5 separate regions of the Homo sapiens genome follow, and all the other regions are linked to region 1. The links are chromatin loops, found by intact Hi-C in ENCODE. Cell type or tissue: GM12878. All regions are shown on one strand. Each heading gives the region's core, and the rest is flanking DNA. Links, peaks and the distances in the headings are about the cores only.

Region 1 (5,892 bases), core at 502-5,501:
GAGCTGTAACACTCACCGCGAAGGTCTGCAGCTTCACTCCTGAAGCCAGCGAGACTACGAGCCCACCGGGAGGAACAGACAACTCCAGACGCGCCGCCCTAAGAACTGTAACACTCACCGCGAAGGTCTGCAGCTTCACCCCTAAGCCAGCGAGACCACGAACCCACCAGAAGGAAGAAACTCTGAACACATCTGAACATCAGAAGGAACAAACTCTGGACACGCTGTCTTTAAGAACTGTAACACTCACCGCGAGGGTCCGCGGCTTCATTCTTGAAGTCAGTGAGACCAAGAACCCACCAATTCCGGACACAGGAGGATCGCTTGAGCCCAGGAATTCAAGACCAGCCTGGGCAACCCAGCAACACTCCATCTCTACAGAAGTTGTAAAATTAGCTGGGCGTGATGGGGCGCATCTGTAGTCCTAGCTACTTATCCTAGCCTTGGCGAGAGGATCACTTGAGCCCAGGAGGTTAAGGCTGCAGTGAGCCATGATTGCACCACTGCACTCCAGCCGGGGTAACAAAGTCAGACCGTGTCTCTAAAAATAAATAAATAAATAAAAATAAAATAAATTTGACAACCAAGTTTAAATGGTGTTCTCATTATTCCCATTTTACAGATGCAGTCACTGGGGCCCCCAAGAAGTTAAGTGATCTGCCTAAGATCACATGCCTTTGTTTATATGTGTTGGAATTTTTCAATTCTCTCTGGAAATCCACATCCTCCACCCCCAACCCAGACTCCAACACAACTGCTTCCACCACGGCCCACCTGCGTACCCCACACATATCCCTGAAGTGCAGACTTCCTCCCATCCTTCCCCAGGAAGATTCCCTGGTCTGTGGGGTAGCGAGTGTTGGGGTGGTCTCTCCTTCCCTCCCATGCTTCTAGATTCCTCTGTAGGGTCCCGGTTTTGTTTTTGGTGTGGCAGCAAGCTCACTGCCTTTTTGAGTACTGTATGTCAGTGAGTTTGCATGCACACACCTGGAGGAGGGATGTGTGGGCATGAGAGGTATCTGGGCAAGTGGGCTTACTTGCCCACCTGGGGCACATGTGGGTACAGTGCAGTGGAGCATACATTGCCTAGATTGTAACCGTGTGTGTGCCTAGACACAGGCAAATGAGCCCATGTGGGTGTTCATGAAGGGCCTGCCCCCTGCATGTTTGGGGGTCTGTAGAATGAGTCCCCATTTCTCTCCCCTTCCCAAATAACTGCCACCATCTTCAGTTCAGACTCCTGGGCCCCAGGTAAGGGGCTGGTGAAAACCGCCTGTGACTGGGGACAGAGACACCTGAGTCTTAAGCCCCACCCAGGCTGCTAGTGCCCTTGAGCAGGCATCACCCCACCCAGGCAGCGGGAGTGTCCTCACCCAATGGGATAGGGTGACATGGGGGAGGAGGTTTGAAGCGGGGAGAAGGCAGCGAGGCTTTCAGCTCCCTAGATGGGAGGCTCATTACCCTAGCACTCAGTAGGTTGTAGGGAAGGGGGACTGAGCCAGGACTTGGCACTGACTACAAAGGGTAGGGGCAGCCCCCAGCACTCCCGCCGCGGCAGGCCAGGGGAGGGGCTGTGACGTTTGGTGGCCTCATGCAGCTGAGAGGAAGTAGCTAATTGCCAACCTGATGACTGGCGGCTGAGGAGTGGGGTGATGATGCCACTGGCAGAAGCAGGCGCCCTGGCCCAAGGAGGAGGCCCTTCAGCAACGGAGTGGGCCTGCATTCTGCGGAGGGTGAGACTGAGGTGGCTGCAGTCAAAGGAGAAGGGGGCAGGGGTTTGTTGAGGCTGTGACCGTGGGAAAGCGCTTCTCCAGGGCTTCCCTCAGCTTCAAGGAGAAAGAGTTCAGAGGCCCTGAGGGGATGAAGGGACTTGTGAAGGGGCTTCAGGGGGATGGGTTGGGGGGAAGGAGGTTCCTATTCTTACTCCCCTTCTGCCTATGCTCCCCCAATGTTCCTGTCTCTCCCCTCCCCCACCTTGGCCCCCTCTTTGGCCCCTGTGGCCAAAGTTGTTGAGGAAGGAGGGAGTAGATGGAGGGCTCTTTTCACCAGAAGACCCCCAGGCACAAGCAGCCCACCTTACTGATGGTCAGAGCATCCAGAAGAAGTGGCAAGACTTCAGCTGTCCTCAAAGCAGGAAGACAGAGTGTTTCTGGCAGAAAGAACAGCACAAGCAAAGGTTAGGCAGTGGGGTCTGGAGAGGCTGGTGGAGGACTGGGGCTTGGCTTCAATGGTTATGAGAGGAGGTGGGCAGGATGTTCTGTACCAAGGGCCACACTGTCCCTTCCTGGAAGAAACAGTGGGTACCCAGCACCCAGAGCTTCTCCCACATGCTGGCCACCGCCTCTGGCCCCAGTAGACCTGGCCCTCAACTGCCTCAGCAAGCCTCACAGGTTGGGGACCCCACCCTCATTATTCTCAAGTGCATCAACCCCGAAGGACTGAAGCCCCGAGTCCCAATAAACAGGTCCCATCCATCCGTAGGCCAGTCCGCTGGGCCCCTAGCACCCCCTATGGGCAGGAAGCAACACTAATGGAGGAGGAGCCTCCAGCAGCCTGGGGTGGGGTGGGGGTGGGAGAGTGAGACGTGAGGGAGGAGAGAGACTTGCCCTCTAGGAAGCGGACAGACCATGCCTCAGGAAACCCCAGTGTCACAGGTCACAGACACTGACCTTGAAGCGTTACTCTCATGGGTGAAATTTAGCCCCTGTCCTCAGGAAGCTCCCAGTCTGACGGGGGACACATATAGTGCTCTCAGAGCTGCCTTCTTTAGGGTGAAACTCAGTATCTGGGCTTCAGGAAACTCCCAGTGTAAGGGGAGAGACACGACCCTGCCCTTAGGGATCTCTCAAATGAGGCATACCCACTGGACTTTCGGGAACCATCAATCTGTTTCCAGACATGGATTAGAGATTTCAATGCCTCAAGGGCTGCCAGGAAAAAAAATACAAGACGTCCAATTAAATTGAATATCAGATAAACAACGAATAATATTTTAGCATAAGTCTGTCCCATACAATATTTGGGACAGACTTACACTATTTAAAGTATCCAGTTTAACTGGAAGTCTTGTGTTTTTATTTGCCAGATCTGGTAACCCTAGGTGCCTCCAGTTTGAGGGAGGAGAGAGGACACCCCCTCCACCCCAGACATAGGAAAGCAGGTAAACACCTCAGCGTGCTCCGGAGGGCAGGGGTGGGGCAGGAGGAGAGTCCTGGGGCTCCGGCTCGCGGCAGTTTAAAATTCCTTCCAGGCCAGAGCCCTAATCCCTCGGTGCACAATGGCCGCCTTCTCCCCCGCCGCCCGCGCCCACGCCCTCCCCCGCGGGGCCGTGGCAGTGCCACCAAGGGCCTCTTTAAGCCCCTTTGAAGCCGCGGAGCCCCGCGCCGCAGGAGGCCCCGCCGCTATGCCAGCTATGCCAGCTATGTCCCTGCTGCCGCCGGCCGCCACCGCTCCCCCATTAATGCTGGCTAATCTGGCTAATAAATAAACTCCCCTCCCAGCCCCAGCCCCGCGCCGACTCCTCCCCGCCCCCGCAGAATCGATGTCAGGGCTCGACTAGAGCAAGCGCCCGCACTCCACCCCACTCCCTCGAGATGTAGCTGACGTTTTTTCTTATGGCTGCCCTAGGTCTGTAGCCCGTCGGGGATTCTCGGGGAGACGTGGGATTTGGGAGGTCTCCGCCTAGCCACTGCGTTTGCCTTCCTCTTTTCCAGTCCACCTGCGCACCAGGGGCAGGACACGTGGCTGGGTGCAGACGCTGGCCCGGATGTCGCGGAGGACTCGCGGGCCGGTAGAGCGCGCGGCGGCGGCGGCGGCGGCGGCGGCGGGAGGAGACGCAGGTCACGCCCCCTTCCCACCACCTCCCGCCGCCGACGGGGCGCGCGCGCCGAGGAGCCCGGGACAGGTGACTCCTAGAGGACTGCGTCTGCGCCTCCCCCGGCGGGAGTCCCTTCTTCGCGGCCTCTGCCGCCCCCTGCGTCCCCTCCTGGGCTTCCGAGAGTCTGACTCAGCCAAGCCGGCATCGCTTCGCCTCCTACAACACACCCCGAGCGCGAGAAGAAATTACAGGATTGCAGGGGCACGGCTAATGCGCTCTAATTACCCACCGCCGCTGTCATCCGCGGCGCTCCGCGGCGCTGGGCCAACGCGCCGTAATTAAGACGCCGCTCCCCGGTCCCGGAACCCTCCCTTCGCCACCCTCCACCCACCCACCTCGCGGTCCCCAGGACCACTGGCTGCCAACTCCTGCCGCCCTCTGGGACTGCCCCTCAGTCCCAGGAGAGCTATGAGGCCTCACTGGGGGCAGAACTTGGGGAGACCGAAGCCGGCCCTTCCACTCCCCTAAACCTACAGTCCTGGAAGGTCTCTGCTGGAAGAGACTGGGAGAGTGGGGAGGGGCCAGGGACCTATTTCGTTGACAGAAACAGTGAGGTCTATTGGAAAGTTAGCCTTCAGTGGGAGGAGTGGCAAAGGCACGCAGGGCAGCAGTACCCCCGTTTGGCACTTGAGGCACGGAGAAGGGAAGGGAAGTCCGCCCAGCCAGAACTCCCAGACCCGCTCGTTTAACAGTGGCTTTATGAGCAGCACGACGGACTCCCTCCCCTGGCGGGGAAATTACCTTCCTGCGAAGAAAGGTGACATCCCCGCCACAGACACGGAGGCCCCGCCTGCTGGCCAGCTGTGGCCGCCATAGGGGAGCTGGTGAGGAGTGAGGTGGCTCTGGCCTCCCATGTCAGGTAGGGTGAGAGAGGCCCTGAAGATAGAAGCCAGGCCCGAAGGCCAGAATTAAAGGGGTAGCTTGGCCATCAGCTCCTTCCCCCAAAACCAGGCTCAGAGCTCTCCTCTATCAGCAATTCTTTCCTGAGGTCCAGGGTGTTGCAAACTCATGGCCTTGGGCCACGTTTTACCTTCAGTGAGGTTTTGTTTGGCTTGCAATGAGTACATGGGTTTTAGGTTGAATGTGAGAGTCTGCAGACAATGTGGGTTCTCCGACTGCCCTCCCAGTGAAGGTGGACCTCTGATTTAGACCGGCCCGCTGGGCCCGTGCCTACATCCTTTTCCTCAGCGTCAGGATCTTAGTCCCCATGATTGCTGCCCCTTTGTGGTCTGCATGTTTCTTGGTAAGGGTGCCCAGTCAAGTGTCTCTGGGAGCCCCCTCTTCTCTGTCATCGTCAGGCTCCCCACTTGCAGTGGCCGTGGTGGCTGCACATGCTCCCGGATACCCCTCCAGCACTCCCTTTTGTCATCTTGAGTTTCAGTCCGTGACTTGGGTGGCACCCTATCTTCTCCATCAGGGATGGTAGCTATTTTTCTGCCATGAGACTAGAGGTTGCTTGAGAACAGGAAATTGGATCTCTCCCTTCAGGCTGGGATTTCACTAAGGGCTGGAGAAGGGGGGAATATGGGAGGATTATCTCCTATCACAGGGAGCGCTCTGAGGGCAAGGCTGTGTCTCCGATTCAGACTGACGGTTCCCTGAGGATGGGGCTGTTTCTCCCCTCCGACTGGGGCTCCCTGAGGATGGGGCTGTTTCTCCCCTCCGACTGGGGCTCCCTGAGGACAGGGCTGTGTCTCCCCTCAGCCTGGGGCTCCCTGAGTCAGGGCTGTGTCTCCCCTCAGACTGGGGCTCCCTGAGGACGGGGCTGTGTCTGCCTCAGACTGGGAATCCCTGAAGATGGGGCCGTGTCTCCCTCAAAGTGGGGCTCCCTCAGGACAGCGTTGTGTCTCCCCTCAGACTGCGGCTCCCTGAGGACGGGGCTGTGTCTCCCTCAGACTGGGGCTCCCTGAAGAAAGGGCTGCTTCTCCCTCAGACTGGAGCTCCCTGAAGATGGGGCTGTGTCCCCCTCAGACTGGGGCTGCCTGAGGATGAGGCTGCATCTCCCCTCAGACTGG
Region 2 (5,892 bases), core at 423-5,422, 160 kb before region 1:
CCCAGGGGAATGGATTTCTAAGAGTGAATATTAGGTCTCATCCCAAAGGCTTTTTGTCTTAAAGCCCCTTCCAGAAAGTACTCAGTATGTAGTAAGGAGATCAGTGGGAGTGTCTTAGAGGTAAGACCGAGAGTGGCCCTTTGAAGGTGGCGAGGGAAGAGAAGGGTGAGGCATTCCCAGGGTTGCAAAGACTCAGGAGGGCTATGGCAGGGGCCTGGGGCGCTTCCCCTGTGTTGGGGATGTGACTGAGGCTGGGCATTGCTCACTGAGTAGAGTCGATGAGTACAGCCAGTTCCCTATAATGGTGGGTGTCCAGGTCCTGGGAGGTGACTCGCCTTGTCGAGGGAAACTGGTGGGAGCAGGAGGTGTTTATGGTTTTCCCTCTCCTGGGGGCAGCTGGAGTGAGCCAAGTTTACAGTTGCCCAGAACTCTATAAACACACTTGGTGAGCATGTGTGCGTATGTGAGTGCCTGTGCGGGTGAGTGTCCCCTGACATCTGACTGTCACCCCTGCTGGGCGGCCCTGACCTTCCTGACCTTGTGAGAAAGGAGAGAAGATGCTAAGCTGAGTGACTTTGCTCTCTTGGGCCTGGTGACACCTACTGAAGGGGTCCGTAAGCCTGGGCTATGTGGGACCCTGGGGGCCCTGTAGGCTTCCTTGGGAGGAAGGCCTTGAGGGGATCCTGGAGAGTGGGGAGGAGGAAGGGCATTCCAGGCCTGGGGAACTGCAGGAGCAAGGAGGTGTGTGTGTGTGTGTGTGTGTGAAAGAGAGAGATCGGAGCAGGAAAGGGCGAGCCTTACAAGAAAGAGAAACTTTGGGGAAGCCTTTAGATCTGACCTGATAGTTCGTAGAGACATATTGAAACCCTGTCTGGCACACAGGCCCCACGTGCTTATTATCATTAGTAATTATGACACGACACAGAGGTATTCCCTGGTTTGGTGACTGGGTAGCCTGAGCCCTCCATATTCTGGCCAGTGCTGAACATGGCTGGCATTAGGGATAGCTTGTGGTCTCAATTAGGGGCCAGCAGTGGCCAGGGTTAGGGGTCAAGTGGTAGCCAGGGTAAAGCAAGCTTGTAGTCAAGATAAAGGGTCAGCTGTGGTTATGACTGGCTGTTGATAAGTGGTTGGGGCTAGAGGTCAGATACTGACAATGAACAGTTTTCTATGTATGATGCTAACTGCTCTGGAAGCAGCTCACCTTATCTCGGAGGCATAATGAAGAGGCAGGAGCATTTGTCTGAGAACTAAGAAGACTTGGGTGTTAGCCCTTGTTCTACTCACTTATTCGCTGGGTGAGTTGCTTCACTTCTTTGAACGTCAGTCTTCCCTCTGCGGGAAAGTAACAATGCATGCCCTCCTGCCTTACAGTATGTGAGGTATTTGTTTCTGGGTATCCTATTATTAAATGTGATTAAATAATCATTAATAGCAACACAGCCTTTCCAATCTCACCCTGCCAGGCCTGTAGGTAAACCCTCAGTGTTGGCTGAGGGTAGGTTGGGGGAGTGGTTAAATAATGGTCCACAGACTTGGCCACTCATTGGAATTACCTGGACATTTACAAGAGCATACTGATGCCTGACTTACTCCAACCCTCCTGCATTCTGAATTAATTTATATGGGGTGACCAGGGCATCAGATGTTTTTTTAGACAAGGTCTCAGTCTGTCCCCCAGGCTGGAGTGCAGTGGCACGATCACGGCTCACTACAGGCTCGACCTCTTGGGTTCAATTCTCCCACCTTAGCCTCCCAAGTAGCACCAAGGACTATAGGTGCATGCCACTATACCCGGCTAATTTTTAAATTTTTAATAGAGACAAGGTCTCACTCTATTGCCTAGGCTGGTTTTAAACTCCTGAGCTCAAGCCATCTTCCCGTCTTGGCCTCCCAAAGTGCTGAGATTACAGGTGTGAGCCACTGTGCCCAGCCATGCATCAGAATTTTTGAAAGTTCCCCAGGTGATTCTAATGGGCAGCCAAGTTTGAAAACCACTGGGTAAAAGCCAGTACAAATGAACTAAAGAGAATGAGTCTTTAAGCAGCAACCTGAGCTGTAGATAAACCAACCAGCTGAATCCATGCCGCATTTCTGTGGGGAGCTGAGATGGGACAGCAGCAAGAGGCTTGGGGAGAACTTTCTCACTTAACCCTCTCCATACCTCTGTGTCTTCATTTGTCAAATGGGGTTATCTTTATACTTACCTCACAAAGGTTGTACTTTATAATAATCAGCCCCAGCCAGCCAAGAGATGTTGACTGAATATTGGGGACTGGAGTGGAGAAAGCAAGGTCCCTGGAACTTCCCTTCAGCGCTGCCTTACCCGAACTTTTTGAGGATAGTCTGAAGCCTGGGGATGGACAACATGACCTTGATGAACCTGGAATCTCCTGGCCCTGAAGAGGATCTTTGGCATATATGTCCCCTGTTTCAAACATCGTCCCCCTCAAATGCACTCACATTCATTTCATCACGTCTTTCATTTTTTTGTTCATTTCAGAAAATACCATCCCCATACTAACCTGTAGGACAGGTGGGGGATGGGGAGATGGAGTTCCATCACCTCTGGCTCTTTCCAGGGTTGGGATGGGATGTTATGGAGCCCCTGGAAGCTTCAGCTGAGGGTTGGGGGCAGCTCCTGGCCAGGTTTCCAGTGTCTTGGTCCTCCGGGGAAAATGAAGTTTTCTTTTGTGGTCTGTGTGTCTTTAAGACTTGAAGGCTGTGGGGACCTGACTGGGGAAAATTCCAACCAGTGGGTTCCTTTGAAATGGAAGTGACATCTAGTGGTCTGAAAAAGAACTGCCAAGTTGACCCCCCCCAGCCCCAGGCTGCCCCTGGGGTCCCTTCCCTGGCCCCAGGTCACTTTCCTGCTGGGCCACAACCCTGCTTGAGGGCAGTCTAAGTCCTGACAGTGGGCTTTTGGTGGCAGGGTGACTCTCTTGGCCCTGCCCAGGCTGGAACCCAGGCCAGGTACCTGCACTCAGGTCCAGACACAGAGAGGCCAGGCCCAGGGCAGCCAGAAGAGGCCCAAATATGCCAGGGCTGCAACATCGCGTCCCCAGGTGAGGTGGAATCCTTGGGTCTCGTGTCTGTTGATTCTGAGGAGCCCTGTCCTGAGTCTTCCACAGAAGTCAGAGTGCTGTGCAGGCCTCAGTGCTGAATCATCCTGTGGCCAGGCTGCTGTTATGCAATGATCCCGCCGTGGGTCCACTGGTGTCAGCGGCTGGCCTTCAGCCTCCCCTTCAGGGAGGCAAGGGGCTTTGGGCGGTGCATGTGCCCAGACTTGGGATGTGTGAAATGACGGCCTGCTCAAACACCTGGCCTTGGAACCAAAAGGGAGGGTGGGAGGAGGGGACAGTGCCCAGTCGCTTGTTCTCTAAGGTTCCTGACTTGAGGAGCCCCAGTCTGAGGGGGAGACATAGCCCTGCCCTCAGGGAACCCCAGAGATCCCTGATGAGGGCGGGAGCAGGAAGGAAAAACACACGAGTGGAACAGACCTGATGAACCCTGCAAAGCGCCAGAAAAGCCAGAGCAGATGATTTTAGGACAGCAGGGCCCCAGGGGCTGTGCTGGGAACGGGGCAAGTGACTGGCACTGGGATTGAGTGGCTGCTAGTGCTCAGGGGAGGCAATGCCTTTAATGATGGCAGGGGACCTGTCCCCTGTCCTCCATGTGTGTATACCTGGGTTTTTCCCCAGCACCTGGTTCACAGGATGAGAGGCCTCAGTCCATCTCAGACACTAAGCCCCATGGCACCAGGGCCTGGGCAGGTAATAAAAGAGACTCAGCAGGACTGGGAGGGCTTGCTGGCATTGTTCGGACACTTGGCATGCATCTGTTTCTTTCCTCTCTGCTGTGGTCCTCACTGGCAGCTGGGTGGAGAGAGAACCCACTTGGGAGGCAAGAGCCCTGTGGGCCACCTCAGCCCTGTCTCTGCCCTACCCCACCCCTGAGCGAGGCACAGCTGCCTCTGGCCTTACTTATGGTTCTGGAAGCTTCCTTGGGCCCCTTCTCTAAGACCCTTGGCTCAGGCACATCCTTCTGGGTTGGGAGGCGTCTCTTCCAGAAGGTGGGTGAGTTTGAAGATAGACTTCATGAAAATGCTATGCAATTGGCTTGCTTCTGAGAGATTTGAACAGCTAGCATTTTAACAATCTCCCAGAATTTATGAAGTAGAAAATACTTGTTTAGCATTGTCTTATTTTTAAATAATTAATTTTAGTTCAGGCGTGGAGGCTCACACCTATAATCCCAGCACTTTGGGAGGCCGAAGCAGGCAGACTGCTTGAGGTCAGGAGTTTGAGACCAGCCTGGCCAACATGGTGAAACCCCATCTCTACTAAAAATACAAAAATTTTCTGGGAGTGTTGGCAGGCGCCTGTAATCCCAGCTACTGGGGAGGCTGAGGCATGAGAATAGCTTGAACCTGAGAGGCGGAGGTTGCTGTGAGCCGAGATCGCACCACTGCACTCCAGCCTGGGCGACAGAGTGAGACCTTATTTCCAAAAAATAAATAAATGAAATAAATAAGAGATACTATATGGACACAGTGAAAAATGCAAGCGCAATAAGAATTAGGGAACCTAGGTGAAGGACATCAGCAGTTCTTATTTTTGCAACTTTTCTGTATGCTTAAAAAAATAAAAAAGTAAAATAAATAAGAAGTTAAAAACAAATTCAGACAGAAGTGTAAGCCTCTCTTCTAACCTTTCTTCTAGCCACTTACTCAGTCCTTCTCTTGGAGGCCCCTGAGTTACCAGTTTCCTGTGTATCCTTCTAAAGGTAGTCTAAAACATATACATTTATAAACTGTTTTCCTCCCACATGAATGATGACTTTTCTCCACACCGTTCTGCAACTTTTTTCTCTCACTTAACAATAATCTGGAGACCATTTGGTGTGAGTGCACAGATAGCTGGCTCATTCTTTTTCTTCACTCCAGTTTATTCTACCAAACAGATGTTTCAAATGTTTATTTGGAAGAGATTGTATAATAAGGTGGTTAAGAGCATAGTCTTTGGAGGCAGAATGCTCTCGTTCAAGCCAGTTGTTTAATGTTGAGCCAGTTACTCAATGTCTGAGTGACTCAGTTTCCTCATTTGTGATCCAAAGATAACAGCATCATCTACCTTGAAGCATTTTGTGGAGATTCAATAAGATAAAGCTTGTAAATGGCTTAGGACAGTGCCTGGTGTGCAGTAAGCACTCAATAAGTGTTCGCTGCTCCTCCTGAGGTTATTTTGCCAGACCCTTTTTGAGAGAGCTGGGCTGTTTCCAGACTTTTATTATTATAAACAATGCTGCAAACAAATAGCCTTCCCCACACGTCATTTGCTCCTTGTGGGAGTGCATCAACAGGAAAAATTCCAGGGAGTAGAATTGCTGGGTCAAAGACCGTGTGCATTTTTAATTTTGAAAGATATCATCAGGTTGTCCCCCTTAAGGGGTGGTCCCAGTCACTGGGCCACCAGCTGAGTTTGAGCCTGTTTCCTCAGCCTCACCAACAGAGTGTGTGTTTCATTTGAACATATCATTTCTCAAATTTGTTTGGGCAGAGAAGTCTGTTATGGAGTTTCTTGGGGGATCATTTGGCCTTCAAGCCCCTCTCCCCTATACCTGCCTGAGTCTGTCAAGGAGTTTGTTGGGAGAAGCCAGCCCACCATATGGTCTAGACTGGTCTACAGCCAGCAAAAGGCTCCTGAAAGTCTCTGCTAAGGTCAGCTGCATATTCCTTCAATATGTTGATTCAGGCAGGGTGCGGTGGCTCACGCTTGTAATCCCAGCACCTTGGGAGGCCGAGGCAGGTGGATCACCTGAAGTTGGGAGTTCGAGACCACCCTGGCTAACATGGAGAAACCCCATCTCTACTAAAAATACAAAAATTAGCCA
Region 3 (5,892 bases), core at 551-5,550, 280 kb before region 1:
GTGAAGGGAAGCACAGGATAAGTTTCTATGCTATGACATTTTATCACAACTGGACCTGCCTGAATCTGTGTGATCCAGGAAGACTTCTCGGAGGAAGTGACATTTAAGCTGAAGTTTACAGGGATGAGAGCAATGTGTCAGGATTAGCTTCAGCTGTAAGTGACAGAAAACCCCCAAAATAAGAGTGGTTTAAACAAGACAGAAGTTTAATTTTCTTCCATAAGTGAAGCCCAGAGCTGGGTGGTCCAGGGGTGATGGAGAATCTCCATAGTCATCACAGGTGCCAGGCTCCCTCTAGCTAAATCCGTGGCTCCACCATTCTCACATTCTCACATCTCAGTCCAGAATGGCTTTTCCAGCTCCAGCCATTATGTTCATAGTCCAGTCAGCAGGAAGGAAAAAGGTGAGAGAGAAGGAAATGATATGCTCCTGCCTTTAAGAACACATCTTTGTAGGTGACACACCATTTCTACTCACAGACTTTTGGCCAGAGCTCAGTCACATGATTCTCCTAGCTGCAAAGGATGCCAGGGAATTTGTCTTTATTTTGGGCAGCCATGGGCCTATCACTAAAGAAGAAAGGGAGATGGCTAGACATTTATGCCACAAGGAACTATTCAGGTGAAGATGGGAGTACTAGAGTTGAGACTGCTAGGGTGAGGGACATTAAGAATGACTCAAGGATCCCAGGTTCTGCTGTGATCAGTGGAGTGTCTGGTGGTTGCATTTGCTAAGCTAAGGGACCTCAAAGAAGGAGCAGGTTTGCTGACCAGGAAGAGTTAAGTTTGAACGCATTGAGTTGAAGGGGCTGTGAGCCATCTGTGTAGAGAGGCTCATGGATATATGGGTCTGGACTCAAGAGACAGGTCTGGGGTAGAGGTCTATCCTGGGCATTGTAGGCATATTGGTGGCAGCTGCAGCCATCAAAGAGAGGAATGAGAAGGCCCAGGGAGCAGTGGAGAGAAGAGAAAAAGCCTAGGGCACAACCTTGAGAATGCTGGGAACATGTTCACCCTCATTTTGAGTTTTCCTTTTGGGGCATTGTCTCTTCTCCATCTTGTGGGGTGAAAAAACAAATGATCTGCTTTCCTACTCTAGAGTTGGAAGGATCCCTGGAGACTCATTGCACCAGGCCCTCCCTTTCACCTCCATGGAGCAGCCGAGGGGCGGCCATCTGACCTAAACTCAGCTGGTCAGACTCTTGGGTCTGGGCATCTTGAGCATCCTGACACTAGGATGGAAGGGGCCTTTGGAGTTCAGCCAAGTCACTTCTGTCTGGTTTCCAAGTTAGGTACTCCAGACTCCCAGTCGATTCTCTGACCTAGCTCCTTAATATTTTTCCAGTTAATTCTTTTGTTTTTTATTTTTTCTTATAAGTGCCAGAGGTGGTTTCTGTTACTCGCAAACAGAGAGGAGCCAGTGAAGGAAAATAAGATGGACAGGACTTCAGAGGGGCAGGAAGAGAGCCGAAAACCGGGAGCTAGGCTTTACAAAAATAAGCGAAAGAGTATATCTTGAAGAAAGGAGTAGCCAGTGGCGTCAATTTTTATTTAGAAAGTGTCCAGTATGTCTGTGTAAGCATGGGAGAAAAAGGCAAGAAGGAAACACAGCTGTTAACAATGAGGAATAATGGGGGGAGGCTTCGATAGATCTTTGTTTCAAAGGACAGGAACCCAACTCATACTTGCTTAAGACAAAAACAACAACAAAAAAGTAATTTATTGGCTTATATCACTGAAGAGTCCAGGGGTGAGTCTGTCTTTGGCACAGCCCGGACAATGTCTGCAGGGCTTGGTCTCTGCTCTCCTCTGTGTGGGCTTCCTTCTCGCGCATGTTCTCCTTAGGCAGTACTCCTGGAAACTCTTGGAATATACGTACCCATTTAGTAACTTCGGAGAGAGCAGAAAGCCATTCTTCTTCCCAGTGGCTCCAGTAAAATTCCAGGATTGACTCTGATGGGCCTGGTTTGGTCATATGTCCTTCCTGAACCAATCACTATGGATAGGACTTTTTTTTTTTTTTTTTTTTTTTTCTGTGCTTGAGTGGTCTGAATCTTCCCACGGAGACAGGGAGATGGAGTCATTTCCATCCAAGCCACTTTTACTGAGAGTGTAGGGACTGCCCAGAGGAAATCAAGAGGCTATTTATCAGAAGAAAGAATGGGTTCCGGGGGATGAAAACCCAATCTGTGTTCCCGTTGACTAGGGGGAAGGGTATAATGACTGGCTAGGTCTGCTCACAAGGCCATGCTTGGAGGACATGAGGCAAGTCCACTTGAGTCATCTTCCCCAAAACCACGGGCACTGGGCAGAAAAAACTACACTTGAACACTGTAGGTGGATTGAGGGGTGGGCAGAAGCAAGAAGAGCAAAATAGCACGGGGAAGGAACGGGTGGGCTCAAATCCAGAAATCCAGATTTGAATCTGAGTTTTGCCATTTGGTAATTTTTAAACTTCTGAGCCTCAGTTTCTCATTGGAAAACTGGATCAATGCAGGAACAGTGCCTGTAGAATTCTTATGAGAATTAAATGGAATACTCGACATAAAGGATTCAGCTCTGTTCCTGAAAAAGCCAATGAATGTTTGCTGTTATGATAGTGGTCTTGAACTTCCATGCGGGTGACTGTGCCCTTGATAAGGGGTCAGGCTGTCCTCGGAGCCCTCTTCCTCATGCCATCAGGGCCTCCCCAGCACAGGCCTCAGAACTCACTAACATGTTGCTCAGTCAAAGCCTGGCCAGATTCCAACCCCAGGCATGAAGGAAAGCATAAAGGATCTGGTGTTTGGGTGTGGTCACGGTGGGTCCTGATGGGGCTGCGTCAAGGCTAATGAGGAAGAGGCTGGAGGGCCAGGGATTGGCAAGGAGGAAGGTGAGGAGTAAGGGGAGGGGTGATTTTGGCTAGAGCCAGCAGGGGTCACTGCAGATCTAAGTAACTTCAGGGAAGCGGCAGGGCCACCCATGGGCCCTCCCACATTACTACCTGCCTTCGTAACTGGGATACAGGTCTTGGACCAGTTCTGGGGAGAAGGATTGGGATTGGACTCACGCAGTGGGAGGTAGCTGCCTAGGGCATCTGCCCTTGGTGTCCTCCGGGGCCTAGGCTGTCTCTCCTCCATGGAGGCTCTTCACCAATGGGGTGTGGGCCTGGCGTGCCACCGGACTCTGAGTTCCAGCAGTGCCTAGTAAGTGCATCTTGAGATGCTCCCCTATAAAGAGCTCTGAGATTAAATGCGTTTCCTTGTCTCGTCCCTCGTCTCTGAGGGTTGTAGCCCAGATTAGCATGTTAGAGGCTCAGAGAAGTCCTGCAGTCAAGAAAACCTGTTAGACTGTGTTTAACTCAGGTTTCCTGTGCTTATTTGAGCCCGTTTGCCACAACATAGTTAGGGAAATGCTGGCTTAAGGGTGGGAAAGGGGGTGTGCTTGATACATTAACCTTCCCCAAGAGCATTTGCCCTCCCAACACACTCCCTCCTCCACCCATTGCAAGTAGTGTGTGACACATGTCTGTTGTAGAAAAGTGGGGGAAAAAACTACAAAGAAGAAAGTTACCCATCCCCTGCCTCCAGAAGAAAGTTACCCATCCCCTGCCTCCTGCTCCTTAGTCTCTTCTCAAAAGAGCTCTGGCCACTGTCCTCGGTCTTCCTGGAGAAAGGGTGATGATGGAGCTCCCCTCAAGGCACACCCACTTCTACTGGGGAGAAGCCCCAAGAGGAAAGGGCCCTTTTAGAGGTCATCTTATCCACCCCTCCGTCTCCTCTCTGTGCAGATTCTTGCTTCCCTCTCTTGCTGACATTCCTACAGGAAGGGAGATGGTGGTGGTGGTTTGGAGGGTGTTGAGGGGCGCAGAGGGCAATTGGGTATGTAGATCATCAGGGTGGAAGGTGAGCTTCCTTTCTAGGTGGGGAAACAGGCTCAGAGAGGGGCCATGACTTACTGGTGTTTCACAATGAGCCAGTGGTGGAGCTCACAGATCCTGGCCCCAGACCAGGCACCCTCCTCCCCCTAACCCCCATCTCCAGCTCTCAATGCCAAGAGTCTGGAGCGGGCCCTGTGCACTCCAGGCAAGGCTGCGGTTTCTTCTGTGGGACTGTGGAGCCACCCAGGGTGTGTGGGTGCTGCGCACGCGCACCACAGTTGTGTAACAGGCTCTGGGGCGTGTGCACGCGCTCAGTAACCTGATGCAACAGGGAAGCTGTGGTCCCGTGAGCTGGGGTGTGGGCGCTTGGCCGGTGCCCAAACCACAAAGAGTATTTGGCTGGTGGCTAAGGAGGCCAGGCATGGGGGTCGCAGAGTTGTCTACGTCAGGGCTTGTCTATCCCTAGTTGCCCACATCCTGGTCCCTGTGGGCGCAGGGCTGGGAATGGGGCTGCCTGGCCAGGTGATACTGTGGAGGAGGGGTTGGGGCCTTGCCCCTTCCTCCTTCTGTTTGCCACGATGCCTATTGTGATGAGGATGGGGGGCAGGCGGGGCTTCCTCCCTGTGGTTCCATCTCTTCCTGGCTGTAACCCCCCAACCCAGTTCTGTACCCTGCTCTCTCCACCAATCCTGGAGCCCTCACCACAGATCCAGGTCATTTTACACAGCAATATCTGCCTCTCACTCCCCCACCTCCCCTGAGTCTCACAGCCCTGCCCTCCCTACATAATAGGCTTTCCTGGGCACCCCAAATTGGGAGAAGCAGAACGGGGAAGGAGAAGAAGAGTGGCCACTTTGCAGCCAGCCCAGATGCTGACTTTCCGCTGCCACTTCTGAACTGAGTGACTGAGAAAGATCAGTGTCCCTTCTCAGCCTCCATGTACTCATCTAAGAGGTGGGGGCAGTGATACTCCCTGCTGAGAGTGGTGGAAAGATAGTGTGCTCCTGTGAACAGGAGTCCTGAACTCTTGAACTCTAGGGTCTAGGAAAGAACTCCATGAAAGGGGAGTTGCCCCTTCATTCTGCTCCATGTGGATTGAGTGTTAGGGCACCCGCCCTCCTCCCAACTCCCCAGCATTTCTATCACCAGACAGGGTGGCAGGCACTTTGGAGAGCCAGGGTCCTGGGAGGAGGTGGCCCATGAAAGCAGGCCCTATTCTGCCTGCCTGTGGCCACCTGTGTACCCTCTCTCCCCTCTTGTCCGCAGGGAGGTGGGGCACATGCATTTCTTCTGCCCCTCTCCACTTGCTCCAGCACTTCAGAAAGGCAACATCCTTGGGGGTGGCCAGTGGGTTCCAGGGATGCAGGGTTAGGTGACGCAGGGAGGGCATCTATGCCCAGTGTCCTGACTCTCTTCCCTGGCTGGGCTGTACCTGGCACGTTGGGGCTCCTCTCCAGTGCTCCCAGGATGCCCTGGATCTACATTGCCTTATTCTGCACTAACCACCTAATGTTTTGATGATCTGCTTATGCATCTACCTAAAAATAACAAATGATGCACTTTGGGAGGCCAAGGCGGGAGGATTGCTTGAGTCCAGGAGTTTGAGACCAGCCTGGGCAACATAATGAAACCCCTATCTCTACAAAAAGTAAACAAATTAGCCAGGTGTGGTGGTGCACACCTGTAGTCCCAGCTACTCAGAAGGCTGAGGTGGGAGGATTGCTTGAGCCCAGGCAGTCAAGCCTGCAGTGAGCCACGATCATGCCACTGCACTCCAGCCTGGGTGACAGAGTGAGACTCCTCCATTCCACCCTCCCCTTCCCTGGGAAAAATAAATAATTGATGACACTTACATAGTGCTCACTATGTTCCAGGCTTTACATATACTAACTCGTTTGCTTCCCATGGTGGAGATGGATATGATTGTTCTCCTTGAGGAAACTGAAGCCCAGAGAAGGCAAGTAAGTGCCCTGCTCAAATTTAATTCACTTGTGTTGTCTAACCTCAGTCACTGTCCTATCACCCTGTTTTATT
Region 4 (5,892 bases), core at 536-5,535, 150 kb before region 1:
GCTTAGGAACCAATCTGTACCCAGGACAAGGAATATGGATCCCTAATCCAGGACTGTACCTAGGATTAGGGATCAGTCTATACCTAGGATTAAGAGCCAGTTTGTATCCAGGATCAAGGATCAGACTGTACCCAGAAATGGAGTAATCTATACCCAGAATAGGAGTCAATGAGCATTGAGGGGTAGGCGTGTGTTTTGCACTGAAACTGAACCTATGACTAGGCCACAGAAGGTTACCCTAGCCCAGCTGGGCATAGAAGGCAGAGAATACAGTTTGCAGTTTGAAGGGGAAAGAGTTTGATGATCCCCTGGCCACCTACTCTGGGTACCCACCTGCAGGAGTTACCTGGGGCAAAGTGGGGCACTTCATCACTCCCAGCCTTAGCTTCAGCTTGAGGAGTCACAAGGAACACCAGCCTGAGCCGCATGGGGACAAAGTGTGGTGCCCAGGCAAGGTCCAGTGAGTGGCTCAGAGGCAACATTGCCCAGTTCTATAGCCAGGAAGAATCCTGAGCAACTCCACCACAGATGGCGCTTCTGTTTGCACTGCACTTCTCGAAACTCATTCACCAACAGTTCATTCTGCAAATATTTCCCAAATACCTGCCATGCTTTAGGCCAGAGGTTCTCAAAATTGAGTGCACAGAAGAATCAACTGGGTAGCTTGTGAAAAAGGCTGACTCCTGGGCCCCACTCTTGGGTATTCTGGAGCAGAAAGGCGATAGGAGCTGCCCAGGAATCTGCACTTTTAATAAAGTTTCCTAGTGATTCTGCTGTGGTAGTTTAGAGCCATGCTCTTGGGACCTGTCCTCAAAAGGCCCATCAAGTTAAAAAAGGATTGCAGGAAACACCCATAATGCTGTCTGGTGAGTTCAGCAAGCCGGTGGGCATCTTCCAGGGCATCTGGAAGAAAAGGTATGCATGGCTGTTTTCAGAGAAGACCCAAGAAGACCTTGTGAGGAAGCAACAGGGAATTTCTGCCTCATTGTTGAAGAAAACTTGGTTGTCTTTTTGCAAAAATTGTATGGAACGTACCTGTCTAGCCACCCCAAAGCCTTTTCACATGATTGGCAAGGTAGAATTCCAGCAAGCACACAAAAGATTAGGTCTGAGAGTAGAGGTGTAAAGCAAAGCATACTTTTTTTTTTTTTTCGAGATGGAATCTCGCTTTGTTGCCAGGCTGGTGTGCAGTGGCGCGATCTTGGCTCACTGCAATCTCCGCCTCCCGGATTCAAGCGATTCTCCTGCCTCAGCCTCCCAAGGAGTGGGATTACAGGCATGCGCTGCCATACCTGGCTAATTTTTTTTTTTGTATTTTTAGTAGAGACGGGGTTTCACCATGTTGGCCAGGCTGGTCTCGATCTTCTGACCTTGTGATCCACCCGCCTCAGCCTCCCAAAGTGTTGGGATTACAGGCATGAGCCACCGCGCCCGTCCGCAAAGCATAATTAATACATTAAATGGGGCAAAGGAAAAGAATGCATCTAAAACTGCTGTCTTCGTCTGGTGGTAAGGAAGGAACAATGCACGACAGCCATTAGTATTAATAACTCACCAATTGTCTATAAACAGTCATCCTGAAAAGCACTGCTCGAGCAGTGCAGTCAGCTTTGTTTAAACCATGGCCTTGTGCTTTGTCCCACTCTCCCTGCATAGTTTCACCAGCTAAGACCTTTGTCTGCAGTTGGTATATTTGTAACAACAGGGTGTGTGCGTGTTTTCATTTCCCGGATATTACCATATTGATTACACTTTTGCAGACAGCACATTTCTCTCTCCTACCTGCTCCTTGGTTAAGAATCCTGGTGCTGAAGCGCTCAGTCATCTTGAGGACCTCACTGAAGGCAGGGAGGTCATAAAGGATGACTGTCCCCTCTGGGGCTGACCGCCATGTGTCATGCTTCTGGAAGTTTCCAGAAATATTTCTTTATTGAATGTTTCCATTCTTCCTTCTCAAAGTGAACAGATTTCTGGGCCTTTCTGCTCCCTATGGGGCAGGAGCTTGAGGTATTGTGCTGCTCAGAGGTGGGGACAGGACTGGACTATGTCCCAGGAGCTCCTGGAGGCAATACCCTTTCTGGCTGGTCCTGAGATTCCAGATCCTCATGCACAGAGGGCTGGAGGTGACCTTCCATTTCTCTAAGCTGGGCTGTGAGGCACCTGGGTCACAGACCCCACAGGAAGTGGATACTGCCAGGAAGTTCTTATGTTTATCCCAGTTCAATTCTACCTTGTTGGTTTCAGCCCAGAGTTTCCAGAGAGGTAGGGATTTTCTGGGGTTCTCCAGCTGGGAGGGGACATCCACAGCTCCCCTGGACACTCCCATGCCTCCAGAGGCTCCCTCCCCAGGGCATCTCTTCATTTCATTCATTCATTAATTCAACAAACGTTCACTGAACACCCATTGGGCACCCAGTACAGTGCTAGGCACAGGGACCCAGAGGTGGAAGGATGGTTCATGGTATAGACAAGTGGATGGCAAAGAAGCAGATCATTTTTCTCTAGTATGGTACGAGTATGCCAAGGGATTATAGGGGATAGGAGGGGGACCTGCTTCAGTCTTAGCGGGTCTATAGAAGGCAGGGAAGTCTACATGAAAGTGGTCATACTTTATCTGAGTTTTAAATTAGAGAAGTGGGGAGTGTGCTGGGGATGTCCGGGTAGAGAATACAGCCTGCACGTAAGCCTGGAGGCTAGAAACCACATGGCGAGGGCTGCTTTAGAAACCACCTGCTAGGGGCTAGATCCTGAGGTTCAAAGCAGGGAGAGTGTGGGCTCAGGCTGGAGAGGCCTGCAGGGGTGACATCGCAGCAGTGTGGTGGGGAACTGGGGTAATGGGGAGCCATAGCAGATGTCTGCTGGAAGGGAATGACCTAGTCAGATCTGTCAGCCTGACACCATCCAGTAGCATCAGTGTCTGATGCATCTTTCCCATGGCAGTGGGTTCCATGCACTTTTCCTAACAGGGAGCTCTGGGAAGGCTGCCAGAAGAACTGGACAGTGTCACAAGCTACTCGAATGTAAAATTGTAAAATTTGGGGAAGGGAGAAGGCTTCCAAGACAGACCTGGACTTGGATTTCTTGCTGTTGGAGTTCCGGCAAGGCACTGAACCTACTTAGGACTCATTGGCCTATCTGTAGAATGGGAGCAATCTAATATTTATGGCCGAGTTGTGGCGAGAATGAGAGAGCCTATAATAGAAGCTGTCAGATTGTGCAGTCCAGGAGAGGGCGGAAGCCAGAGCTCATTCCAAGGATGTAACTGGGGGGTCAGAGCCTGGTCTCCCTGCCCAGGGCCTTAGCCACCATTCCCTTTGCTGCCTGGGCTGCTGTCTGTGACATCCTACCTTGCGTGAGGTCTGATGACAGAGCCTGGGGAGCTATCCCCACTATAAACAGTCAGGCCCTGAGTTTCTCCTGCCAACCTGGTGCCTTGGCCCTGTGTGCCCTGCAGCCGGCCAGTCCTCTGTCTGCAGAGCAGGGATGGAGATGAGAGGGGCCTGCCCAGCTTCCTACAGACCTCACAGTTGTGCAAGGCCGCCTGAGTCCAAACAAACCGCAAACCTACCGCTTCCCTGGCAATTGCAAGCATTCTGGCCAGCAGGTGGCCAGGCTGTCACTGCTAGGGACAGCCAGGGCCCAGGTCCTAGAAAAGGCCTGCCTGACCAGGAGGGAAACTAGACTCATGTCTGGGCCTGACAGGATGGAAAGAGCTCCAGGCAGAGAGTCAGGAATCCTGAGTTCTAGTCCTACTTCCCCTACCAACTCACTGTGGGACTTAGGGCAGGTCCCTTCCCTTCTTTGGGCCTTAGTCACCTCAGCTGAGTCTGAGGAGTTTGGTTATGGTTGTCCAGGGTGCCTTCTGTCTTGGTGTTCTGGGAGTATGAGTTGCTGTCACCTGGAGGCCCTGGAGAGGTTGTGCAGCCTTTCCCTAGCCTTGGGACAAGGGGCACGCCAACCCCTCTTCATTCATTCAGTATCAGCTCCAACTTCAGAGAGCAAACCACAGGCAAGAGAACAACTATGTTTGGTTAAACATGACTGTGTAAAAGTGAGGAAGATCTTTTTGGCTCTGACTTGGAAGCTTCCAGTTGCTACTTCATTTATTCATTTAATGAAATTGAAGACTAAATTCAGTTCATTCATTTGTTTAACAAATCTTATGGGGCAGCTACTGCAAGCCAGGCACTGTGCTAGGACCTGGGATTTGATGGTGAACCAGGTAAGCAGGGTTCTGGTCCTTAGCAGAGCTTACAGGCAGGCCTGGTCTCTTTTTCCTGGGAAGCTGGGATACAGCTGGCCCATGAGCAGTATTGATAATAAGCCCAAGACCCACTGGGACCTCTGTCCATCCCAACTGTGTAGAGAGCCCTGTCCTAACTACTGAAGGGGAAGTGGAGGAGACAGCAAATGCATCCTGGCCCCCAGGATGCTCCCATGCTGTGCAGTTCCCCGCCCTGCTCCTTTGCAGCAGGTAGGAAAGCCAGCTGATTCCTCAGGGACCCATAGAAGCCATGTGTCAGCAAGCATAAGCCAGGCCCTGACTCAAAGGGCTCTGGGTGAGGGCAGCCTGCAGTTCCCAAGGAGGAGCCACCATTTCCTCCAGGGCCTCTTTCCTGGCTTTTGGGCTAATTCAGTATTCAGTGAGAAGGGGGTATAGATCAGGGGTTGGGAGAATGGCAGCTGGACATGGAACCATAACCCTTTGGGTCTGGGGGAACTGTTGGTGGGTGTGATCATGCCCTGGGTAGGCTCTGGGTCTTTCCAGAACCTGGAAAGGTGGAGCGGGTCTGCCCTGGCCCATGTGAGCCATTGACCCCTTGATGTTCCCACAAGCAGAACCCTACCCCAACACCTAGTAGAGGCAAGGATGTTAGCAGAGGGCTGTCCTGCCCCAGGGGGCTTGGCCCATGAGGGGGTGCCTTGAATAGGGGTAATGGGGATCTGGATCAAGCGCCCTCCCTCTATGCTCATGGCCAGTTTGGCTATCTGCTCTCCCTGCCTGGCCTTCCAAGCTCCCAGGTAAGGGATGCCGAGGCCCAGGACAGGCATCTTGCTTCTGCTTTCCCCAAACTCCTTCCACCAGACTCCTGTAAGAGTCCAGATGGGCAAGCACTGAAGGCCCCCTTCTCTTTTTTTGTCCCCTCCCCATCACTTATCTTTCAATAATCCCCATCTTACTTAGGCCCCTGCTGAGCTCGGCTTTTGGGGCAGTTTTAGACAGCATATTTAGTATTGTGTCAATGTTAGCTAAACTGATGTAACTTGGGGAAACTGAGTTCCAGAGGGAAGACAAGGGCTTGCCAAAGTTCACTCATCCAGCCAGGGCTGAGCTGGGACCAGAACCCAGCTTTCCTCAGGTCCCCAGGCTGGCTGCCTCCTGGGCTTCCCACAAAACTCTAGGCAGGATCAGCTGCAAAACTCGTGGTGCCCACTACAAAATGAAAATGGCAGACCATTTGTTCAAAAACAAACAATTTCAAGATGGTGACAGTAGAACATTAAACCAAGTGTGGGGCTCTTGACTGAGCCCAAGCTGCAGTCTGAGAAGCTGGCCCTTATTACCCTAGGGGTGGGGAAGGAGGAGAGGGAGACCCCCTGCCAGATCGCTCCTGGGCGGTCAGAGGGCACGTGCCTCACCACTGGAAGGTTCCCTGAGCCAGCCAAGGCCTTCCTATTGCCAAGATGGGTAAAAGCCACAGTTTAGGGAGCCCTCCGGCACAGAGTCACTGCAGTGCAATGCCAGGCCTCCAAAAGATAGGGGCAAGACAGACTCAGAAGTGTGTCTTTAGAGTGGCTAACTGCCTTAAACATCCCCTGCTGGAAAGTTCTTGGGGGCCCAGGAGGGATTGGAGGTGCAGCCGCCACCACCAGCAGGGGCTTCAGGCTGAG
Region 5 (5,000 bases), core at 1-5,000, 340 kb before region 1:
GATCTCAGCTCACTGCAGCCTCTGCCTCCCGGGTTTGAGTGATTCTACTGTCTCAGCCTCCTGAGTAGCTGGGACTACAGGCGTGAGCCACTGCACCTGGCCTTATTATTAATTTTTTTAGTGGCAGAAAGTCCTTAGAGATGAGTTGGGGCAGGCCTAGGAGGGCCTAGAAGGCCAAGGCAGTAGAAGCTGCTGGTGGCTTGTGAGCAGGTCTGTGACAATAAGGCAGTGGTACACAGGTGGAGCGAGACAGGGCAAGGCAAACCAGGAATCATGAGGCCATTTCAGGGCTACTGCAGTGCCCCAGGGGCCAGGCAATGGTTCTGAGTGGGTAGGAGCTGCCACCAAGGAGTGGCCATTTGGGCTTCCATCATACAGGAACATCTGAGTCAAGCTACTCTGAGCAGGGCCAGTGCTGTAGTGACAGAGAGGAGGGTCTCCGGACAAGTAGGGGGATATGAAGAGGGTCTATAGGGGTTGGGGCATTTCTCGCCCATCAGACATACTTCTCAGACTCCCCTCATCTCCTCCATCTCTGCTCCCAGACTTGTCAGGAGGCTGAGGGTGCTGTACGTCCCTCGTTGACAAAGGGAGCCTGGAACGGCGGTGGTGATGGAACCTCAGAGCCAGGGGCTGAGGGGTGGGCCTACAGAAGTCCTCTTCATTCCCCTAATCTGAGGGCAGCAGCCCTGTCCCCTGATTCAGGGTGTGTCTGGCAAGCCCTTTGCAGCCTTCTTACCTGCAGCTGGATGCTCCAGAATCAGAAGATGAAACTCTCCTTTGTGCTGGGTGAGAGGGGCTGGTGCAGTAGTGCTGCTTTGCCCGTGGAGCCTCATCCACTGTGCAGCAAGAGGGGTGAAGAGGGTGATAGAGCTTCTGCAGCCAAGACCAAAGCCAGCTAGATGGGGTGGGGCCCAGCAAAGTCTTCCTAAGGGAACACCATCAGCCCTATCTGCCCTCTGCTGTCTCGGGTAAGGTGGACCCTGGAGGCAGCTGTCTTTCCTTGCAACAGGAGAAGTAAAATGTGGAGCTTTGGAGTCTTCCTAAAGGCTGCTGGGGTTGGGGCTGGGCAAGGTGGCCCATGCCTATAATTCCAGTGCTTTGGGAGGCCAAGGTGGCAGAATCGCTTGAGCTTAGGAGTTTGAGGTTACTTGTGATTGGCCACCATTGCATTCCAGCCTGGTGAGCCACTCTGATGTGTCCAGTTGGCAAGTGAATTCATCAGGCCTATGGGAGGTGTGGCATCTGGGCCTGGCAGGTGGGTGAGCTGCAGTGACCCAAGGCCCTAGGCATCCTGCCCTGATGGTGACCTCAGGGCTGCAGGATCAGCTGCTGGCTTCACTTCCCAGTCCACCCCACCATGTTGCTTTATGAGCTGGAACCTTGGAAGCTGAGGACTCCTGGCATTTCCTGGGCATGTGGGCCTCAGGGGAGGGATGCTCCTGGCCTTACCTTGGGAAACCTCCCCATACTCTTCAGGTCCTTCCTCCCAGAGCCACTACTACCAGTTTTTCTTTCTTTCTTTCTTTCTTTTTTTTTTAATTTGACAGGGTCTCACTCTGTTGCCCTGGCTGGAGTGCAGTGGCCAGTGGGATGATCTTGGCTCACTGCAACCTCCGCCTCCCAGGATTAAGTGATCCTCCTGCCTCAGCCTCCCGAGTAGCTGGGACTACAGGTGTGGACCACCATGCCTGGCTAGTTTTTGTATTTTTTGTAGAGATGAGGTTTCACCGTGTTGCCCAGGCTGGTCTTGAACAACTCAGCTCAAGGGATCCACCCACCTCAGCCTCCCAAAGTGCTGGGATTACAGGCATAAGCCACCGTGCCCAGCCTAGGCCCACCTTTTTCTCACGATGGTTCGATGAGGGTCATGGCGATGGAGTGGAAGTGTGGATGGTCACAGGAGAGCGGACAGCTCTGATTTTCCTCCCCGGTCCCCTTTCCTTATCAGCTAGGAAAAGAGCAGTCTGAGCTGCTTGGAGGCTCCCCTGCCAGGCAGGCAGCAGCTGGGCTGGGCTGCTAATTGGGGCCAAAATCCCAAGGAAGAGTTCCCTGGGACACCAGGACTGGCTGGAGGGATGGGATTTGGCAGCTGTTTTCTGGCCAGTTAGGATAACTGTTTCCTTTCAGGGTCTGAGGCAGTTGTTCAGGGTGACTTCACGTGGCTTCTGAGCAGGTGTGGTTTTGGTTGGCCCTGTTCCTGGGACTCCTGCTCTGTGTCCATGAGGTAGGCCAACGACTCCGCATCTTGTCCCTTGGCCAAAGTGACAAGAGACACCTTGGCTGAAGAGAGGAGTGGGAGAGCTGTTGTCCTCATGAGTTGTCATGCCGTGTCCAGGGATCCGCAAAGTTCCATGGGAGTGGGTAGCTGGTTCTGGGGTGGCAGGACCATCCTCCTGCCGGATCCAGGGTAATGACTAAGAGTTCTCTGACCTTGGGCTGCAGCCAGGTGGCATAGATGCAGCCGTGGGTCAGGAGGCCATATATATACATATATTTGAGACAGAGTCTCGCTGGAACCTCAGCTCATTACAACCTCTGCCTCCTGGGTTCAAGCAATTCTCCTGCCTCCGTCTCCCAAGTAGCTGGGATTACAGGCGCATGTCACCACGCCTAATTTTTGTATTTTTAGCAGAGATGAGGTTTCACCATGTTGCCCAGGCTGCTCTCGAACTCCTGACCTCAGGTGATCTGCCCACCTCAGCCTCCCAAAGTGCTGGGATTACAGGCGTGAGCCAGCACGCCCGGTCAGGAGCCTAGATTCCTAGGTAGTATCTTGCCATTCGATGCTCCCTGAACATCCACTATATCAGCAAATAGCCACTGAGCAGCTACAACAGGCACCTGTGATGCCCTTGGAATAAGAAAAACACCTCCCTTGCCTCAGAGGTTTGGGAAGATCAAATGAAACAGAGGATGGGAAAGGGAAATGTAAACTAGAGGGTGCCTTGCAAGCATCGGTGTCCTGGGAGGTAAAGGAGGAGGGCTGGAGGGCCACTGCTCCTCTCCTTGCTCCACTCTGGGCTGGTGCAAAGGTCTCAGAATTGCCAGGTGCACACAGGCTGGGGCTCCTTCCCAAGCAATTCCTCAGCAGCAATGCTCAGTTCAGGCAGCAGAGGGCAGCAACGCGCCTGCCTGCCTACCTGGAAAGCAGCCTTTGAAAGCTGCTGCTGGTGGTGGTTGAGGACCGGGAAGGGGGCGAGTGAGGCGGGCATGGGCGCGGGGGGGAACATGGTGCCCAGGGTCAGCCTTCCCTTCGGGATGTGCGCAGGTGGCTCTTCCTGCCCCAGTTCCTTGGAAGCCTGGCTGACAAGTGTTCAGCCTTCTGGGCCACGGGGCCTGCCTTTGCTACTCGATTTGATACGGGTCTGGCAGCCAGAGGTTTCTCCCTCCTCCTCCTCCTCTGTCCTCAGGCCTCTAGGGGGTATATGATTCTTGTGGCCCTTGTAGGGGATGGGGGTGCCTCTCCCACTGGGAACCCATGGCCATTTTTTTTTTGTATGTGACAAAAATTTTGTTGGTGCTCATCTGAGAGGGTTTGAGCCATCTGTTGCCCCTGGACAGCCCTGGTCCCCAGCCTGGCCTACTGTCCCTCGATCTTAATCCCAGAGCTGCCTTTCTTCCAGGATGGCAGGAGAATGTAATTAGAGTAAGTACGCCCTAGCCTGAGGTTTCCATACTAGCAAGGTGGGTGAGACCCTGTGGGCCCAGGAAACCCAGGAGGAACCCCTCCTGATTTACCAACCTGTACCCATCACATCCTCAAAACACAGCTTCTGGAGAAGAGTGGCTGCTAGGGGGCAGGAGGGATTTGGGGAGAGAAGAGAGAGCGGGGGCTGTGAACCTGCAGCACCAAGTCTGCAGGGGGCTTTTCCCCGAGTCCTGGAGGCGGTGACAGCAGCTGGCTGGGCTCAGCCTGTTCAGCAGTTGCAGTAAGAAAGTGGGTGAAGGTGACAGCAAGTGCTTGGCTCTTCAGGTAGATGCTACGTGACTCCTGGCACGTTGAGTCTGTGTTTCCCGGGCGACCAGCTGAGCCAGGGACGATGAGAGGACAGGAGTGTGACAGGAATGCGAGGGAGGGAGGCAGTGCTGTTTTCTGGCTGGCCCTACATGCCGCTACCGTACTCCACCAGCACCCTCCCGCCTGCGCAGCACTGCCCCCTGCCAGGCGGGGGCACTGTATTTCCCTAGCTCCCCTGCCAGTTTCTCCTTGCTCTCTGGGTAGGAGCCCCTGCTGATAGGCCTAGGCCACTTCGTCCAAGAACACTGCCCCCCGCCCCCTGCATTATCTACTGGAGGCAAGAGGTGGCCAAAGCCTAGGCAGGCAGGCTGGTGTGAGGGCAGGGCAGGACCAAGCCCTTGCCCAGGCATGCCAAGGTGCTGGCAACAATGAACTGACAAGGGTCTAGGTTGGAGGACTCCAGGATTCCATTTTCTCCAGGGCAGCACCTAGCCCAGGCAGGCTGCAAGCTGCCCTCCCTCAGTAGGCAGATAGAGATGAGGCAGTCTGGTCTTAGTTCAAGGGGCTGAGGGACTGTCTTTATGGAGCCTGGTCCCTGACGATACTCTAGGCTGGTGGGGTGACCAAGTGAGGGAATCGGATCTCCCTGGGTCTGTGCTTCTTGTCCAAGGCTGAAGCAGTGGAGTTGGAACACTCTGTCCTGTTGGACCCCCACCCTCATCAATCCTAAACAATCTGTTTTCTGGAGATGCATGACCAGGAAAGTACCAGGCTAGGGACTCTCAAACTCTGAGGGCAGGTCTGAGAGGCAGAGGACCTCAAGCACCCAGAGAAAAGTTTTAAGAGTCAGGGGAAATACTCCTTCTCAGGGGCAGTGTTCCAGCCGGAGCCCCGCTAACACAGGGGCACTACTTTCTTCTTGATGTTGTCCAGCAGGCACTGTGTGGGCTGGAGGGGGCTGACGTCATCCTTTGCATGGGCGATGGCACTTGGTGCTGGCCACTGCACGGTGCTAAAGTGAGCTTTGCGATTGGCTTCT

The links. Peaks named below come from ENCODE experiments on the same cell type or tissue, not always from the same donor. Only the 100,000 strongest peaks of a DNase experiment are listed, where the experiment ranks them.
Region 2: it touches region 1 in a loop (2.7-fold over the local background); 2 of 110 quality-filtered maps call a loop at or near these places.
Region 3: it touches region 1 in a loop (6-fold over the local background); 7 of 110 quality-filtered maps call a loop at or near these places.
Region 4: a loop joins it to region 1, with 3 times the contacts of the local background. A loop is called at or near these places in 3 of 110 quality-filtered maps.
Region 5: a loop joins it to region 1, with 2.6 times the contacts of the local background. A loop is called at or near these places in 5 of 110 quality-filtered maps.

The regions. Positions count from the first base shown.
Region 1 is chr6:43,998,968-44,004,859 of GRCh38, forward strand. It overlaps SCIRT (stem cell inhibitory RNA transcript), which reads right to left. Exons shown (of 5, transcript NR_125864.1): 2 at 2,076-2,149; 3 at 1,624-1,748; 4 at 251-541. It overlaps LINC03040 (long intergenic non-protein coding RNA 3040), which reads left to right and starts at 1,618. Exons shown (of 3, transcript NR_160956.1): 1 at 1,618-1,733; 2 at 3,086-3,160; 3 at 3,714-5,892. LOC124901321 (a long non-coding RNA gene) reads left to right here. Exons shown (of 2, transcript XR_007059591.1): 2 at 1-587. RefSeq lists enhancers at 1,725-1,874, 5,615-5,892 and a silencer at 3,797-3,966. In GM12878, for the core only: CTCF peaks have their summits at 2,511, 3,981 and 4,658; DNase peaks (open chromatin) are centred at 1,514, 2,554, 3,794 and 4,542; H3K4me3 peaks cover 2,533 bases; H3K27ac peaks cover 254 bases.
Region 2 is chr6:43,835,677-43,841,568 of GRCh38, forward strand. The region is part of intron 1 of LOC105375070 (a long non-coding RNA gene); the gene reads left to right. LOC105375069 (a long non-coding RNA gene) reads right to left here and starts at 3,123. Exons shown (of 3, transcript XR_001744130.1): 1 at 2,978-3,123; 2 at 2,208-2,736; 3 at 1,256-1,335. In GM12878, for the core only: a CTCF peak has its summit at 2,784 (motif pointing left); no DNase peak of the experiment used is centred there.
Region 3 is chr6:43,721,098-43,726,989 of GRCh38, forward strand. No RefSeq gene overlaps it. Among named protein-coding and RNA genes, the nearest start is that of MRPS18A, 36 kb to the left of the region's middle. RefSeq lists an enhancer at 3,844-3,933. In GM12878, for the core only: a CTCF peak has its summit at 2,909 (motif pointing right); DNase peaks (open chromatin) are centred at 2,922 and 4,244; H3K4me3 peaks cover 333 bases; H3K27ac peaks cover 1,199 bases.
Region 4 is chr6:43,852,754-43,858,645 of GRCh38, forward strand. The region is part of intron 2 of LOC105375070 (a long non-coding RNA gene); the gene reads left to right. Among named protein-coding and RNA genes, the nearest start is that of LINC02537, 3.4 kb to the left of the region's middle. RefSeq lists an enhancer at 5,476-5,892. In GM12878, for the core only: a CTCF peak has its summit at 3,585 (motif pointing right); DNase peaks (open chromatin) are centred at 1,608 and 2,727.
Region 5 is chr6:43,664,294-43,669,293 of GRCh38, forward strand. The region is part of intron 4 of RSPH9 (radial spoke head component 9); the gene reads left to right. Among named protein-coding and RNA genes, the nearest start is that of MRPS18A, 21 kb to the right of the region's middle. RefSeq lists enhancers at 2,794-2,863, 3,484-3,633, 4,254-4,343, 4,434-4,593. In GM12878, for the core only: CTCF peaks have their summits at 3,108 (motif pointing right) and 4,160 (motif pointing right); DNase peaks (open chromatin) are centred at 3,118 and 4,043; H3K27ac peaks cover 1,432 bases.